Linked DNA regions of Homo sapiens: region 2 is linked to region 1. Evidence: read pairs that join two places in POLR2A ChIA-PET (ENCODE). Cell type or tissue: B cell. All regions are shown on one strand. Each heading gives the region's core, and the rest is flanking DNA. Links, peaks and the distances in the headings are about the cores only.

Region 1 (7,739 bases), core at 1,322-6,321:
GCTAATTTTTTTTTGTATTTTTAGTAGAGACGGGGTTTCACCTTGTTAGCCAGGATGGTCTCGATCTCCTGACCTCATGATCCACCCGCTTCGGCCTCCCAAAGTGCTGGGATTACAGGCGTGAGCCACCGCGCCCAGCCTAGATTTAAGTTTTTAACACAATTTGATTTGGTTTTTATATATGGCAAGAGACATGGGTCTGGTTTCATTCTTCTGCATACGGATATTCAGTTTTTCCAGCACCATTTATTGAAGAGACTGTCCTTTCCTCAATGTATGTTCTTTGCACCTTTGTCGAAAATGAGTTCACTGTAGATGTATGGATTTGCTTTTGGGTTCTCTATTCTGTTCCATTGACCTGTGTGTCTGTTTTTATGCCAGTACCATGCTGTTTTGTAGTATAATTTGAAGTCAGGTAATGTGATTCCTCCAATTTTGTTATTTTTGCTCAGGATAGCTTTGGCTAGCTATTCTGGGTCTTTTGTGGTTCCATATATATTTTAGAATTGCTTTTTCTATTTCTGTGAAGAATGTCATTGGTATTTTGATAGGGATTGCATTGAATCTGTAGATTGCTATAGAAACTATGGACATTTTAACAATATTGATTCTCCCAATCCATGAACATGGAATATCTTTCCATTTGTTTGTGTCCTCTTCAATTTCTTTCATCAATGTTTTATAGTTTTCATTGCAGAGATCTTTCACTTCATCAGTTAATTCATAGGCATTTTATTTGTAGCTACTGTAAATGAGATTACTTTCTCAATTTCTTTTTCAGATTGTTCACTGTTGGCATACAGAAATCTTACTGATTTCTGTATGCTAATTTCATATCCTGCAAATTTACTGAATTTAATGGTTTTTTAGTGGGGTCTTTATGTTTCCCCAAATATAAGATCAAATCATCTGCAAACAAGCATAATTTGACTTTTTCCCTTTCCACTTTGGATGCTCTTTCTTTCTCTTGTCTGACTGCTCTTGCTAGGACTTCCAGTAATACACTGAGTAACAGTAGTGACAGTGGGCATCCTTGCCATGTTCCAGATCTTAGAGGAAAGGCTTTCAGTCTTCCCCATTCAGTGTGATACTAGCTGTGGGTCTGTCTTAAATGGCTTTTATTGTGTTGAGGTATGTTCCTTCTATACCCAGTTTATTGAGTTTTTATCATGAAGGAATATTAAATTTTATTAAATGCTTTTTGAGCATCAATTGAAATGATCATATGGTTTTTCATTCTTGATACGATGTATCATACTGACTGATTTGCATATGTTGAACCATCCTTGCATCCCTGGGATATATCTCATTTGATCATGATCAATTTTCCTTTAATGTATTATTGAGTTCAGTTTGCTAGTATTTTGTGGAGGATTTTTGCATCAGTATTCATCAGGAATACTGGTCTGTAGTTTTCTTCTTTTTTTTTTTGATGTGTCTTTGGTCTTTGGTATCAGGGTACTGCTGGCCTCACAGAATGAGTTTAGGAATATTCCCTCCTCCTCTATTTTTCAGAATAGTTTGACAGCAGTGGTATCAGTTCTTCTTTAAGTGTTTGGTGGAATTCTGCAGCAAAGCCATTAGGTCTTGGACTTGGCTTTGCTAGGCGATATTTTATTACGGCTTCAATCCTGTTATTTGTTATTGCTCTGTTCAGGTTTTGGATTTCTTCAAGGTTCAATCTTGATAAGTTGTATGTGTCTATGAATTATGCATTCCTTCTAGATTTTTCAATTTATTGGTATATAGTTGTTCATAGTACCCATGAATAATCTTTTTAATTTTTTCAGTATTAGCTGTAATGTCTCCTTTTTCATCTTTGATTTTGAGTCTTTTCTATTTTTTCCTAAGTCTATCTAATGTTTGTTGATTATCTTTTCACAAAACCAACTTTTCATTTTGTTGGTCTTTTGTATTGTTTTCTTCATTTCAATTTATTTCTGCTCCGATCTTTATTATTTCTTTTATTCTACTAATTGTGGGTTTGGTTTGCTCTTGCTTTGTCAGCTGCATAAGGTACATCATTAGGTTATCTAGCTGAAGATTTTTTTTTCTTGTTTGATGTAGGTACTTATAGCTATGAACTTCCCACTTCGTACTGCTGTCGTTGTATCTCATGGGTTGTTGGTATGTCATGTTTCCATTATCATTTGTTTTAATAAATTTTTCAATTTCCTCCTTAATTTCTTCATTAACCCACTAGTCATTGTGGAGCACATTGTTTAATTTCCATGTGGTTATATAGTTTCCAAAATTATTCTTGTTATTGATTTCTAGTTTTATTCCATTGTGATCAGAGAAGATACATGCTATTATTTCAGGGGTTTTTTTTAATGTTTTAAGACTTGCTTTGTCACCTGACATATGGTCTATGCTTGAGAATGATCCATGTGCTGAGGAAAGGAATGTGTATTCTGGAGCCACTGGATGAAATGTTCTGTAACTACCAGGTCCATTCGGTCTATAGTACAGATTAAGAGTGATGTTTCTTCGCTGATTTTCTGTTTGGAAGATCCTATCTCTCTTTTTAGCTCTAATATTTGCTTTACATATCTGGGTGCTCCAGTATTGGGTACATATATATTTACAACTGTTATATCTTCTTGCTAAATTGACCTCTTTATCATTATACAATGACCTTCTTTGTCTCTTCTAAAAGTTTTTGTCTGATATATGCATAGCTACTCCTGTTCTTTTTTGGCTTCCATTAGCATGGAATATCTTTCTCCATCCTTTTTTTTTTTTTCAGTCTATGTGTGTCTTTATAGGTGAAGTGTGTTTCCTGTAGGCAACAGGTCACTGGATCTTGTTTTTTTCAATCCAGTCAGCCACTCTATGTCTTTTGATTGAAGAGTTTAATCCATTTACATTCAATGTTGTTACTGATAAAGACTTACTCCTGTTATTTTATTTTTGGGTGTGTGGTCATCTCTTCCTTCTTTCCTTCCTTCCTGTCTTCCTTTTAGTGAAGGTGATTTTCTCTGGTGGGGTGTTTTAATTTCTTGCTTTTTATTTTTTGTGTATCTGTTATATGATTTTTGATTTGAGGTTACCACAAGGCTTGCAAATACTACCATAAAACCCAATTATTTTAAACTGATGACAACACTGATTGCATAAACAAACAAGCAAAAAGAAAACTAATAAAAACCTACACTTTTAACTTTGTCCCCCTATTTTTAACTTTTGGTTGTTACTATTTATATCATATTATACTGGATATGTCTTTAAAAGCTGTTGTAGTTAATATTTTTAATTTGTTCATCTTTTAGTCTTTCTACTTAAGAATAACTTATACATCACAATTACAGTGTTATAAAATTGTTTTTCTGTGTACTTACTATTACCAGTGAGTTTTGTACCTTTAGATAATTTCTTATTGCCCATTAATGTCCTTTTCTTTCTGATTAAAGAACTCCCTTTAGCATTTCTTATAGGACAGGTCTGGTGTTGATGAAATTCCCCAGCTTTTGTTTGTCTGGAAAAGCCTTTATTTTTCCTTAATGTTTGAAGGATATTTTCACCAGACATACCACTCTAGGGTAAAAGATTTCCCCTTTGGCACTTTAAACATGTCATGTCACTCTTTCCTGGTCTGTAAGGTTTCCACAGAAAAGTCTGCTGCTGGACATATTGGAGCTCCATTATGTGTTTTTGTTTCTTTTCTCTTGCTGCTTTTAGGATCTGTTCTTTATCCTTGACATTTGGGAGTTTCATTATTAAATGCCTTAAGGTAGTCTTCTTTGGGCTGAATCTGCTTGGTGTTCTATATGCTTCTTATACTTGAATACTGATAGCTTTCCCTAGGTTTGGGAAGTTCTCTGTTGTTATCCCCGTGAATAAACTTTCTACTCTGATCTCTCTCCCTGCCTCCTCTTTAAGGTCAATAACTCTTAGATTTGCCTTTTTGTTGTTGGTGGTGGTGTTGGTGTTGTTGAGACGGTGTCTCGCTCTGTCGCCCAGGCTGGAGTGCAGTGGCATGATCTCAGCTCACTACAACCTCTGCCTCCCAAGTTCAAGCAATTCTCCTGCCTCAGCCTCCTGAGTAGCTGGGGTTACAGGCATACACTATCATGCCTGGCTAACATTTATTTATTTACTTATTTAGTATTTTTAGTAGAGATGGGGTTTCACCATGTTAGCCAAGCTCGTCTTGAACTCCTGACCTCAAATAATCCACCCACCTCGGCCTCCCAAAATGCTGGGATTACAGGCATGAGCCACTGCCCTCGGCCAGATATGCCCTTTTGCAGCTACTTTCTAGATCTGGTAGGCGTGCTTCATTTTTATTCTTTTTTCTTCTGTCTTCTCTGTGCATTTCCAAAGAGTTTATCTTCAAGCTCACTAATTCTTTATTCTGCTTGATAAATTCTGCTGTTAAGAAATTATGATGCATTATTCAACTCCAGAATTTCTGCTTGATTTTTTGTAAGTATTTCAATCTCTTTGCTAAGCTTATCTGATAGAATTCTGAAGTCCTTCTCTGTGTTATCTCGAATTTCTTAGAGTTTCCTCAAAATAGCTATTTCGAATTATCTGTCTGAAAGGTCACATAGCTCTGTTTCTCCAGGACTGTTCCCTGGTACCTTAGTTTGGTTGATCATCATGCTTCCCAAGATGGTCTTTTTTTTTTTTTTTTTTTTTTTTTTTTTTTCTGAGACAAGGTCTCACTCTGTCACCTAGATTGGAGTGCAGTGATGTGATCTTGGCTCACTGCAACCTCTGCATCCTGGGCTTAAGTGATCCTCCCACCTCAGCCTCCTGAGTAGCTGGGACTACAAGCATGTGCCACCACGCCCAGCTAGTTTCTCTATTTTTAGTAGAAACGGGGTTTCGCCATGTTGCCAAGACTTGGCCTTGATGCTTGTGGATATTTGTCGGTGTCCAGGCATTGAAGAGTTTGGTATTTATTGTAGTCGTCATAGTCTGGGCTTGTTTGTACCCGTCCTTCTTGGGAAAGTTTTCCAGGCATTTGAAGAAACACCCATTTGTACCCATCCTTCTTGGGAAAGTTTGTCAGGTATCTGAAGAAACTTGGGTGTTGTAATCTAAGCCACATCTGCATTAGGGGGCACCCCAAGCCCAGTAATGCTATGTTTCTTGAAAACTTGTAGTGGTACTGCCTTAGTGGTCTTGGTTAAGATCCAGAAGAATTCTCTATATTACTAGGCAGAGATTCTTGTTCTCTTTCCTTACTTTCTCACAACACTTGGTCTCTTTGCTCAAGGGCCTAGGGCTCTACAATCAGCAGGTGATAAAGCAAGCTGGGCCTCTGTCCTTCCCTTTAGGGTGGCAATTTCCCCCATACCCCAGGCAGGTCCAGAGATGCCAGTAGCCAGGTACTGGAGTCAAAAACCTTTGAAATCTACTTGATGCTCTATTCTACTGCAGCTAAGCTGGCACTCAAACTATAAGACAAAAGTCCTTCCTATTCTTCCCTTCTCTTTCCACAAGCAGAAGAGCTTCTCCCCAAGGTCATCACCACCCCAGAACCACAGAGGGTACTGCAAGGCTACTGCCAATGTTCACTTCAGGCTCAAGTGCTCTTCAGTCATCTTGTGGTGAATTCTTCCAGACCTGGGACTAACCCTTCAGCGCAGTAGGCTCCCATCTGGCCCAGGGCAGGTCCAGAAACGCTGTCCAAGGGCCAAATCCTGGAATCAGAGGCCCCAAGAGCCTGCTTGGTGCTCTACCCAACTGTGGCCAAGCTGATACCTGAGGTGCAAAACTAAATCTCCTTCACTTTTCCCTCCCCTTTTCTCAAGCAGGAGTTTCTCACTGTAGCCACCATAGCTGGAAATATGCTGGGTCTCACCTGAAGCCAGCACATCACAGAAGCTCACCCAAGACCCACAGCGTACTAACTAGGTATTGCTGCTGGTTCCTCAGGGCCCAAGGGCACTTTAGTCAGCAGGTAAAGAATGCCACCAGGACTGGATCCTTCTCTTCAAGGCAGGAGTTTCCCTTCTGGCCCAGGGTGTGTCTACATATGTCATCCAGAAGCTAGGGCCTGATGACTCCGCCCAGTGCCCTATCCTCCAGTGGTTGAGCTGGTATCCAAGATGTAAGATAAAAGTCCTCTTTACTCTTACCTCTCCTCTTCTCAAGCGGAAGGAGGGGGTCTTTTTTGAAGCTACAAGCTGTGCGCCCAAAACTGAGGGAGGGGTGGCACAAGTACTCCCTCGGACGCCATGGCTGGTGTCTCACTAGGTCATGTGCCCCACCATGTTCACTGGCTCTGAGCCCAGCTCAGCACAAAGACTTGCCTAAGAATTGGAGTCCTAGTGTCTTAGACTGCCTTTCAAGTTTATGTAGGGCCTACAGCAATTTAGCCTGCAGTGGCAAGGCGTGCTGAAATTCAAGTTCCAACAACTGGGCTGGGAGATTCCCCTCTGACTATGGCTGGCCTAAATGCTCCCTCCATGAGTGGTCATTGGCTAAGTTTAGCCCAGTTTTGCTTTCCCCTTCGACAGAACAGCACTGAGTTCAATGGAGGGTCTCAATCACAGCACTCTCCCTCCCTGACATGCAGAATCTCCACACCATGCAGCCAGTGCCAGGGTATGGAAGAGGGGTGGCGTTGGCAATTCAAGACTCTCTTTCCTACCTTCTTCAGTGCCTCTTTTGTATTTTTAGCAGAGATGGGGTTTCACTGTGTTAGCTAGGATAGTCTCGTTCTCCTGACGTTTGGCCTCCCAAAGTGCTGTGAGCCACTGCGCCCGCCCTATCTCACTGTTTTTAAATGAAAACAATCTTATATATCTTTTCCAACTCTATACTTTCGTGTCGTTTTCATGTCTTCTGGCACTGGAGGGTGCATGCATCAAGGTTCTTCAGAGAAACAGAGTGAATAGGGAAGAGAGAAAACACGAGAGAGAAGGCAGATAGCTAGACACAGACAGACATAAAGATATTTATTTTAAGAAATTGGTTCATGCAATTGTAGGAGCTGACAAGTCCAAAATCTGTAGGGCAGGCCATCAGGCTGCCAAACTGAGATAGGAGTTGATGCTGCAGTCTTGAGGCAAAATTTCTTCTTCTTCCAGATACCTCAGTTTTGTTCCTAAGGCCTTTCAACTAATTGTGAGACATATCCACATTATTGAGGGTAGCCTCCTTTACTTAAAGTCAACTGACTGTAGATGTTACCAACATCCACAAAATGCCTTCATGGCAACATGTAGATTAACATTTGATTAAATAGCTGGGTACTACAGCATAAGCAAGTTGATACATAAAAGTAACCATCACAGGGGCACAACTGTGTTATCCACGAGTTTAATGAGAAGACTCTTAAAACATCACCACTAAATATGATGACTGCAGATTTTTAAATAAATATCCTTCTTTTCAGATTGAAGACTTTCCTTTCTATTTCTAGTTTGCTAATAAGAGTTTTTATTCTGATTGGATACTGAATCTTTACTGAGATGATCTTATGGTTCTACTCCTTCAATCTGTTAATGTTAGATTTTCTAATATTAAATTGTCCTTGAAGTTTTTATAAAAACCCAATTTCATTATTACTTAATTTTCTTATATACCACTAGATTCTATTTAGTAAATTTTTGTTGACGATATTTTTACTTATGCTCCTAAGGCAGACTGGCATATAATTTGATTGCTTGTACTGTCCTGTTAGATTGTGGCATCACAGTTATACAAGATTAATAAAATGAGCTGGGTGTTTTTCTCATTCTGTGAAACATTCCATAAAATAAGTATTATCTGACTTGATA
Region 2 (7,739 bases), core at 1,025-6,024, 110 kb before region 1:
TGGCTTCTAAAATATTATTTCCCGAAATAATTACTTTAATATTTTCTTTCTTTTACTTTAATATTTTCTAAAGTATTAATACTTCCACAAGAAAATTTTAATTACTTATTAGGTATAATGATAATCTCAATTTTTGTAACTCTATTTCCAAAAGAACACAATTCAATCACCTATTTTCAACAGCCAACTTTTCTAAAAAGTCACATTAAGCAATGCCATTTTCCTATGAATTTTTTATTTCTGTGTAATAAAATATGTCCATTTGAAAACATTTACTCATGTGTAACCCATATAATTAAAGTTTAGAGTCCATCAGGTTTTTTAAAGTAAGTTTTTTATGTTTAGTCAAAATGTGTTAATTTCCTTTAAATTATTATACAAAATGGGTCAAGTTGAAAGTAAGACAAATTAATGTAAACTTTTTTCAAGAACTAGTGGGATTAATAACCTTGTAACTATTCTAATACACATCAAACTATACCGATATTGTGAAACTAAGTAGATCTATGTACTTGAATTATGCCGAAAAGCGGTATTACTAAAAAGTATTTACTGAGCTTTTTGAACGTCCATGGATTTGAATTACATTCATTTTTAGCAGTTAATAAAACATAGTACTTAATGAGAACATGTTGAAATCAGAAAATCCTAGTAAAATGTCAACCAGAAACATATGGGACCATATAGTTTTAAATAAAATTTAGCATAACCTTGCAGATTATAAATGTAGCACTGGGATATTAAAATGCATATAAGAACAGAAATAAAAACAATACCCTTTTTAGTTGCTGTTCTTTTAAGCTTCTCACTGTCCTTGCAGGCTCAGAAATGAAGTTTTTATAGTTTTCACATATATTCATCCGAGACTGGGCTACCTGCATTGTTCCCTCGAGAAAAGATTTCCAAACGGGATACATGCTCCTAAATTCAAAGAGGGATAGAAAAGCATTAGGCAGGGAACAGGAAGAAAAAGTTGGCTAACCTTTTGCTCACAGGGCAGCACTGACAGAATAAATGAATGTCTTCTTTAATGTATTTATAATGGCTTATAGGCAATATGTCAGCACACATAACAAGCAACATGGCATATACTCTATTCTTCTTATAGCTCAGCAATAGGGAGTTCTGATTCATTAGTTATTCTTAATAATGGAGTAAAGTGCTACAAGAATTACAAAGCTAACACTATAAAAATTAGTGAATATTTCAGACTCTCCAAGTCTTTTGCTGTCACAGGGCCATAATTATGAATATCAAGTTTTATTACTTCATTAAGTTATTTTCCTAATTTTAGTAATAAGGTAACTGAGGCCCAGAGAGATTTTAGAGTATCACTTTAGGTCATATAAGAAGAAGGTGGCACTACTGAGATACAAGACGAAGATTGGGTACCTGTATATATAGTACATTGTCTTTCAACGACATCATTTTACTCTTATATAAACTGACGCGGCTGGAAAAATATATCATGAACAACTGTTGATGTGCTTGCAAAGTCTATTTTGTCTGACAAAAGAAATCTATAATAGTGTGGCTCTACATCTGTCTCCCTGTTACAACAATGCTTAGCATCACACTGTGCTTTGGATTCATTCCAAGCAAGTGCCATCACCTTTGCTTGATAAATGTGCTCAGCAATCTCAGTCAAGTCAAAGAATTATTAATCCTTTGCTTTTTCTAGCCAACTTCCTCTTCAACCTTCTTTCCTACTTGCTAAATGCCTTAGTCAATTCTAGCATGCTCCTACACTATTTATAAACACAATCGATAATTTATAACAATGGCAATGCTTTATTTTTTAAAATGAGTCCTTAAAGTGAAATTCTGATAGATTATAATATTCATCTCCTGAGATTTCCCTTTTGTGGGAAATCCATATCGATTTTCAACCACAGCAACATGTGGGACTAAATGCTATACAGAATGCTCACTGTGGTCAACAGATGACAGTGTAGAAGCAAGAAAAAGAAAAATTGCCTGGGTCCCTATCTTAGTTAGAAGTAAAGGAAAAAACTTGATAAACTATGGTTTTCAACCATGGAGTCTTACAAATTTGTTCATGTAATATACCAGATGAATCGGTTTAGATGGAAATAGTCATTATTTAGGCAGAGGTGTATCACTATTCCTTTGGAAAGATTCAATGTGTTGCACCAGCAAAAACTGTCAGCATAAAAGCACTGATGAAGTTAAGAGCAGCAAAACGAATGCTCTCCATGGCCTCACTGCATGACAACCAATGGAACTTGCAATGTAAACTCACCACAGGCTCTCCCTCCTAAGCAGTCCCAACAATTGATTTTCTTGAAGAATGTACTGAGAGAAAAATTCAGTACTATGATTTGTAACTATTAATTTATACTTAAAATACATTTTAAAATAATAAAAAAAATGAAAAAGAACCATTATAAATTGTGATAGGAAGAAAGAGAGGAAGGGAGATACCCTTCATCCATGTTCTTCTCTCAGTGTAACACCCTCTTCTCTTTATCCCTTCTCCTAGTTAATAGCTGTTTGCCCTTCCAGTCTCAGTTTAAATGTAACTTCCTTTGGGAAGTCTTTCACCGTCACCACCAAGCCAACCCCCAAACTCAATCAAGTTATTCTTTGTTAGTTGTTCTTGGTTCCAGCACTTTTCTTTTAATTATAAATATTTTAATGTAATTGTTTATTAACATCTGTCCCTCTCACTATAGTGAAAGCTCCATGAAGGCAGGGGTGTATGTCTTGCTATTGCAAGGACCTAGCAAATAAAGAATGGTTACAATAATATATGTTGAAGGAGTAAATAAATGAATGGATGAATGTATTAACTATGAAGACTGTACAATAAAAAGACAAATCCTTTCATTAAAAAGATAGTTTAAAAAGAGACCTTTAGAGTTTAGCAGATTTATAGCAGGGAAACATATCCTGAACACTGATATACCATGAAAAGCACAGAATTCAGTCACCAGTCAGAAGACCTAAGTTCAAGTTCTAGTTTTAACAAAATAATCATAAGTAGCACACTTCACTATACTTTCATTTCCTCAACTGGCAAATGGAGAAATAACAAAAATACCTGCACCACTTACCTCACAGGGCTATTTTAAAAATTAAATGCAAATGATATGAAAATTCATGATACACAGATTCTTTTAAATGAATACATAGTAACAGCAGCAGAATTGTAACAAATAGAAGCACTTCTTGTTAACATAATAGTGGTACTCCCAATGGTAGTGGTGTTTTTCATTCCAATTAAGGAAAAATAATCATAGGTCATAGAGTGATTTTTTTTTTTTTTTTGAGACGGAGTCTTGCTCTGTCGCCCAGGCTGGAGTGCAGTGGCGGGATCTCGGCTCACTGCAAGCTCCACCTCCCGGGTTCACGCCATTCTCCTGCCTCAGCCTCCCAAGTAGCTGGGACTACAGGCGCCCGCCACTACGCCCGGCTAATTTTTTGTATTTTTAGTAGAGACGGGGTTTCACCGTTTTAGCCGGGATGGTCTCGATCTCCTGACCTCGTGATCCGCCCGCCTCGGCCTCCCAAAGTGCTGGGATTACAGGCGTAAAAATTTTATTTCACCAGGTTTCATATGAAGCAATTGTGAAGGATAAGAAAAGTATCAGCCAGCGTGGTGGCTCAAGCCTGTAATCCCAGCACTCTGGGAGGCCAAGGTGGGCAGACTGCCTGAGGTCAGGAGTTCGTGACCAGCCTGGCCAACACGGTGAAATCCCGTCTCTACTGAAAATACAAAAATTAGCCAGGCGTTGTGGCTGGCACCTGTAACCCCACCAGCTACTCAGGAGACTGAGGCAGGAGACTCGCTTGAACTGGAAGGCGGAGGTTGCAGTGAGCCGAGATAGTGCCACTGCACTCCGGCCTGGGCAAGAGAGTAAGACTCCAACTCCAAAAAAAAAAAAAAAAAAAAAAAAAAAGGATATCAAGCATATACGGTACTTTGCCATTCTACATATCACATGGTAAGTACTACGTTATGTATTTTACATTTATCATATCATTTAATCCTCATCGTAATTCTGTAAGATAGGTATTATTCCCATTTTACAGAGGAGAAAATTGAGGCTCAGAAGGTTGTGAAATTTTTCTAAGGCTACTCACCAGGAAATAGCACCTCCATGGTCATAACCTAGATTCTGCCATTACTAATAACTACTGCTTTGCTCCCATCCCAAGTTCAATCTTCTGATTTCTGACTAACACCTCCTGATTCTACTCAAACCCTTTAGAATTCTGACTCTAACAGTTACTCAGTCCTATAAGAACCCACAATCCATTTGGTCCTACCCCCTTTCCATTGTCTCTTGCCCCTCTCATAATCTCCCTTTTCAGTTCATTACCCAGCTTAGGTTTCATGGTCTATCCTTATAATCACTCCCTTATGTATGCCCTTTTTACCCTTGCCTCTTTCTCTTTCCACCTTTATAACCTACAAGCTCCTACCTTGGTTAAATCTAAAACTGTTTACATCACATCAAAGTATATGGCAGAATGTGGCTGGAGAAAAAGATAATTACGTTGCCTGGTAGCATTTTAAATTGATGTCAAATAAATGCTAGTAACCCCTTAGTGCTACCCAGCAAGGGTACTACATTTCCTTAATCCATTCTTCACCCACCCTTCTACACAATTATTTCCCAAGTTCTCTCTTCTCAAACCTCTAATACGACCACACTTTCAGCCAACAGTGGCACTATCAGAAGGCAATGTCCACATGTTCCCACCACATTTGCCAAACTCCTTGTCTCTGCACCCATACATTATGCCAATCCTCCTATTACTTGCACGAACTACCTGTGCTCTGAAGGCCAACTCCTCACATTTACACTATGTTACACAACCTCTCACTCAAGAATATCAATTCAAAAATCTACAATGTCAGTTTTTCCATCTCTACTGGAGCATTCTTATGAGCAAACATGCTATAATATCTCCATTTGAAAAATCTCCATCAAACCTCCATTTCTCACCAGCTGCCACCCTAATGTCTGCTCTCTTTTATAGAAAAACTCCTTGAAAGAATTGTCTAAAATTACTGTTTCTACTTTCTCTCATCTGGGTCTCTCAATTCTATCCAAATCAGACTTTAGTGTCTACCACTCTTCTGAAATTGCTTGCCAAAGTCATCAAAGATCTTCCTATGGCTAGTCCAAATAGTTCAAGTCTTGATTCTATTACTCGACCTATCAGCAACACTGACCTAGTTTATCCTTCTTGAAATGTTTTCTTCACTTGGCTTCCAGGACATCACTCTCCCTTGGTCTACTCCCACCTCACCAGCCATTCTTTAGTCTCCTTTGCCGGTTCCGCTTCATCTCACTGTCCCATAAATACTGGAGTGCCCTCAAGTCAGACCCCAGGCTTCTTCTCTTCTCTAACTACATTCACTCTGTTGAAAATTGTTTTTAAATTTTTATTTTATTTTTATTATTTCTTTTTTGAGATAAGGTCTTGCTCTGCCACTCAGGTGGTAGTGCAGTGGCACAGTCATAGCTGACTGTAGCCTCAAACGCCTGGGCTCAAGCAATCCTCCTACCTCAGCCTCCAAAGTGCTAGAATTTCAGGTGTGAGCCACTGCACCAGGCCTACATTCACTCTTTAGATGATCTCATTCTACAGATGGTTTTAAAGCCATCCGGTCTCATGGCTTTAAAGAGTATCAATATCCTGACTATTCCTAAACTTTTTTTTTTTTTTTTTTTTTAAAGAGGCAGGGTCTTGTTCTGTTGCTCAGGCTGGAGTGCATGGCATGATCACAGCTTACTACAGCCTCGAACCCCTGGACTCAAGTGGTCCTCCCGCCTCAGCCTCCCAAGTAACTGGGCCTACAGGCATGAGCCACTGCATGTGGCTATTTTTTTTTTTAAATAAAAATAGTATCTCACTTTGTTGCTTAATCTGCATCTTGAACTCCTGGCTTTGAGCCATCCTCCTGCCTTAGCCTCCTAAAGTTCTGGGATTACATACATGAACCACTACTCTCAGCCCAATTCCTGAATTTTTAATTCCTGCCCAGACACCTTCCCTAAACCCTAACTGCCTGTTCAACATATCCAACTTGGATATTTAGTAGGCACCTTTACACCTAACATGTACAAAACTAAATTCTTGATTTCCCTAAAATCTGTTCTGGCAATCTATCTATTCCATCTCACTGACAGCAACTCAAACCTTCTAGTAGTTGGCTCAAACCCAAAGCCCTGGAATCATCATTGATTCCTCATTTGTCTATCATATCTGCTCCATCAAGAAATCCTGTTTGCTAGACTTAAAAAATACCATGGAATTTAATTACTGCCAGTCTCCTCCACTGTGACTACCCCGCTTTGAGCCACCCTCACCTTATGCCTAGATTACTGCAACAGTCTCCTACCTGCCCTCTCTGCTTCTGCCTTGTCCCCCAACACCTGTGCTCTGCACATTACAGCAATTGCTGCGCAATCACTTCTTGGCCCTCTGTATTCTCCCTACTATGCTTACTGCTCTTACCGCCAATTGGCATATATGTTTAATTATTCACTTGTTTACTGTTTGTCTTCCCTCATTAGAATGTAGGCTCCATGCAGCAGAAGCTCTGTTTCATTCACTGTTGTATGTTCGGCACAGGGTATGGCATAGCAGGCACTCAATACATATTTACTGGAGGAGGAGAGGAAGGAATGATGGAGCCTAGATTTGAAACCAAATGTGTCTGGCTCCCAAACCTCTGTCTTTTGCTGACACAAGATTGTTCTTAGTCTCAGTAACAATGCTGAACATTAAAAAGGGCCTCTTCATTCTGATATAGTTTATACCAAGACTTATGTATCCTAAGTCCTTTGTACACATCATCTACTATTTTTGTCTCCTATCTTCTGTACCATTATTTTCTTATCATTTTTGTTAAAAGGACTAACCTTTTAAACTAAAATATATGTATCTTACGATTTTATATCACTATTCTAACTGAAAAATACTTGCCATAATAATTAGGTTATAACTAGTAAAATACAAAACCATTCATCCATATACCACCTAAGTTCATGCTGTGAACGATTTCTTTTATGAATATCATATAAGATATCTAGGAAAACCTAGAAAACTTTACCAGAAGAAATTTCTCATTAAGAAATAAATCAAGGCTGGGCACAGTGGCTCACGCATGTAATCCCAGCATTTTGGGAGGCTGAGGCAGAAGGATTGCTTGAGGCCAGGAGTTTGAGATCAGCCTGGGCAATATAACAAAACCTCATCTCTACAAAAAAAATTTTAAAATTAGCCAAGCATGGTGGTAGTGGTGGCTATGCAGGAGGTGATGTGGAAGGATCACTTGGATCCAAGAGTTTGAGGCTACAGTGAGCCACTTCACTCCAGCTTGGGTGCAAAAGTGAGACCCTGTTTTGAAAGAAAGGAAAGAAGAAAGAAAAAAGGGGGGAAAAAGAGAAAGGAAAAGAAAAGAAAGAAATCAAGAAATTCTTAACAAGATCTTAAGTGTGGAAGAGGTCACACAAAGCTACAAATGTGGTAAAACTGCACAGAACTCAATATGCACACACATACACACAAATGAATGTGTATAAAACTAACGAATTCTGAATTAAGTTGGATGACTGTATCAGTATCAATTTCTTGGTTGTGATATTGTACTACAGTTATGCAAGATATTACCACTGGGAGAACTGGGTGGGGAATGTAAGAGCACTCTTTGTATTTATTATTTCTGACGACTATGTGTGGCTACAATTATCTCAAAG

Evidence for each region. Peaks named below come from ENCODE experiments on the same cell type or tissue, not always from the same donor. Only the 100,000 strongest peaks of a DNase experiment are listed, where the experiment ranks them.
Region 2: POLR2A ChIA-PET joins it to region 1 with 12 read pairs; 3 of 35 experiments call an interaction of 5 or more read pairs at or near these places.

What each region holds. Positions count from the first base shown.
Region 1 is chr11:73,108,731-73,116,469 of GRCh38, forward strand. The region is part of intron 2 of FCHSD2 (FCH and double SH3 domains 2); the gene reads right to left. Among named protein-coding and RNA genes, the nearest start is that of FCHSD2, 30 kb to the right of the region's middle. In B cell, for the core only: no CTCF peak of the experiment used is centred there; no DNase peak of the experiment used is centred there; H3K27ac peaks cover 4,559 bases.
Region 2 is chr11:73,000,214-73,007,952 of GRCh38, forward strand. It overlaps FCHSD2 (FCH and double SH3 domains 2), which reads right to left. Exons shown (of 20, transcript NM_014824.3): 5 at 777-921. Among named protein-coding and RNA genes, the nearest start is that of FCHSD2, 140 kb to the right of the region's middle. In B cell, for the core only: no CTCF peak of the experiment used is centred there; a DNase peak (open chromatin) is centred at 3,148; H3K4me3 peaks cover 1,086 bases; H3K27ac peaks cover 5,000 bases.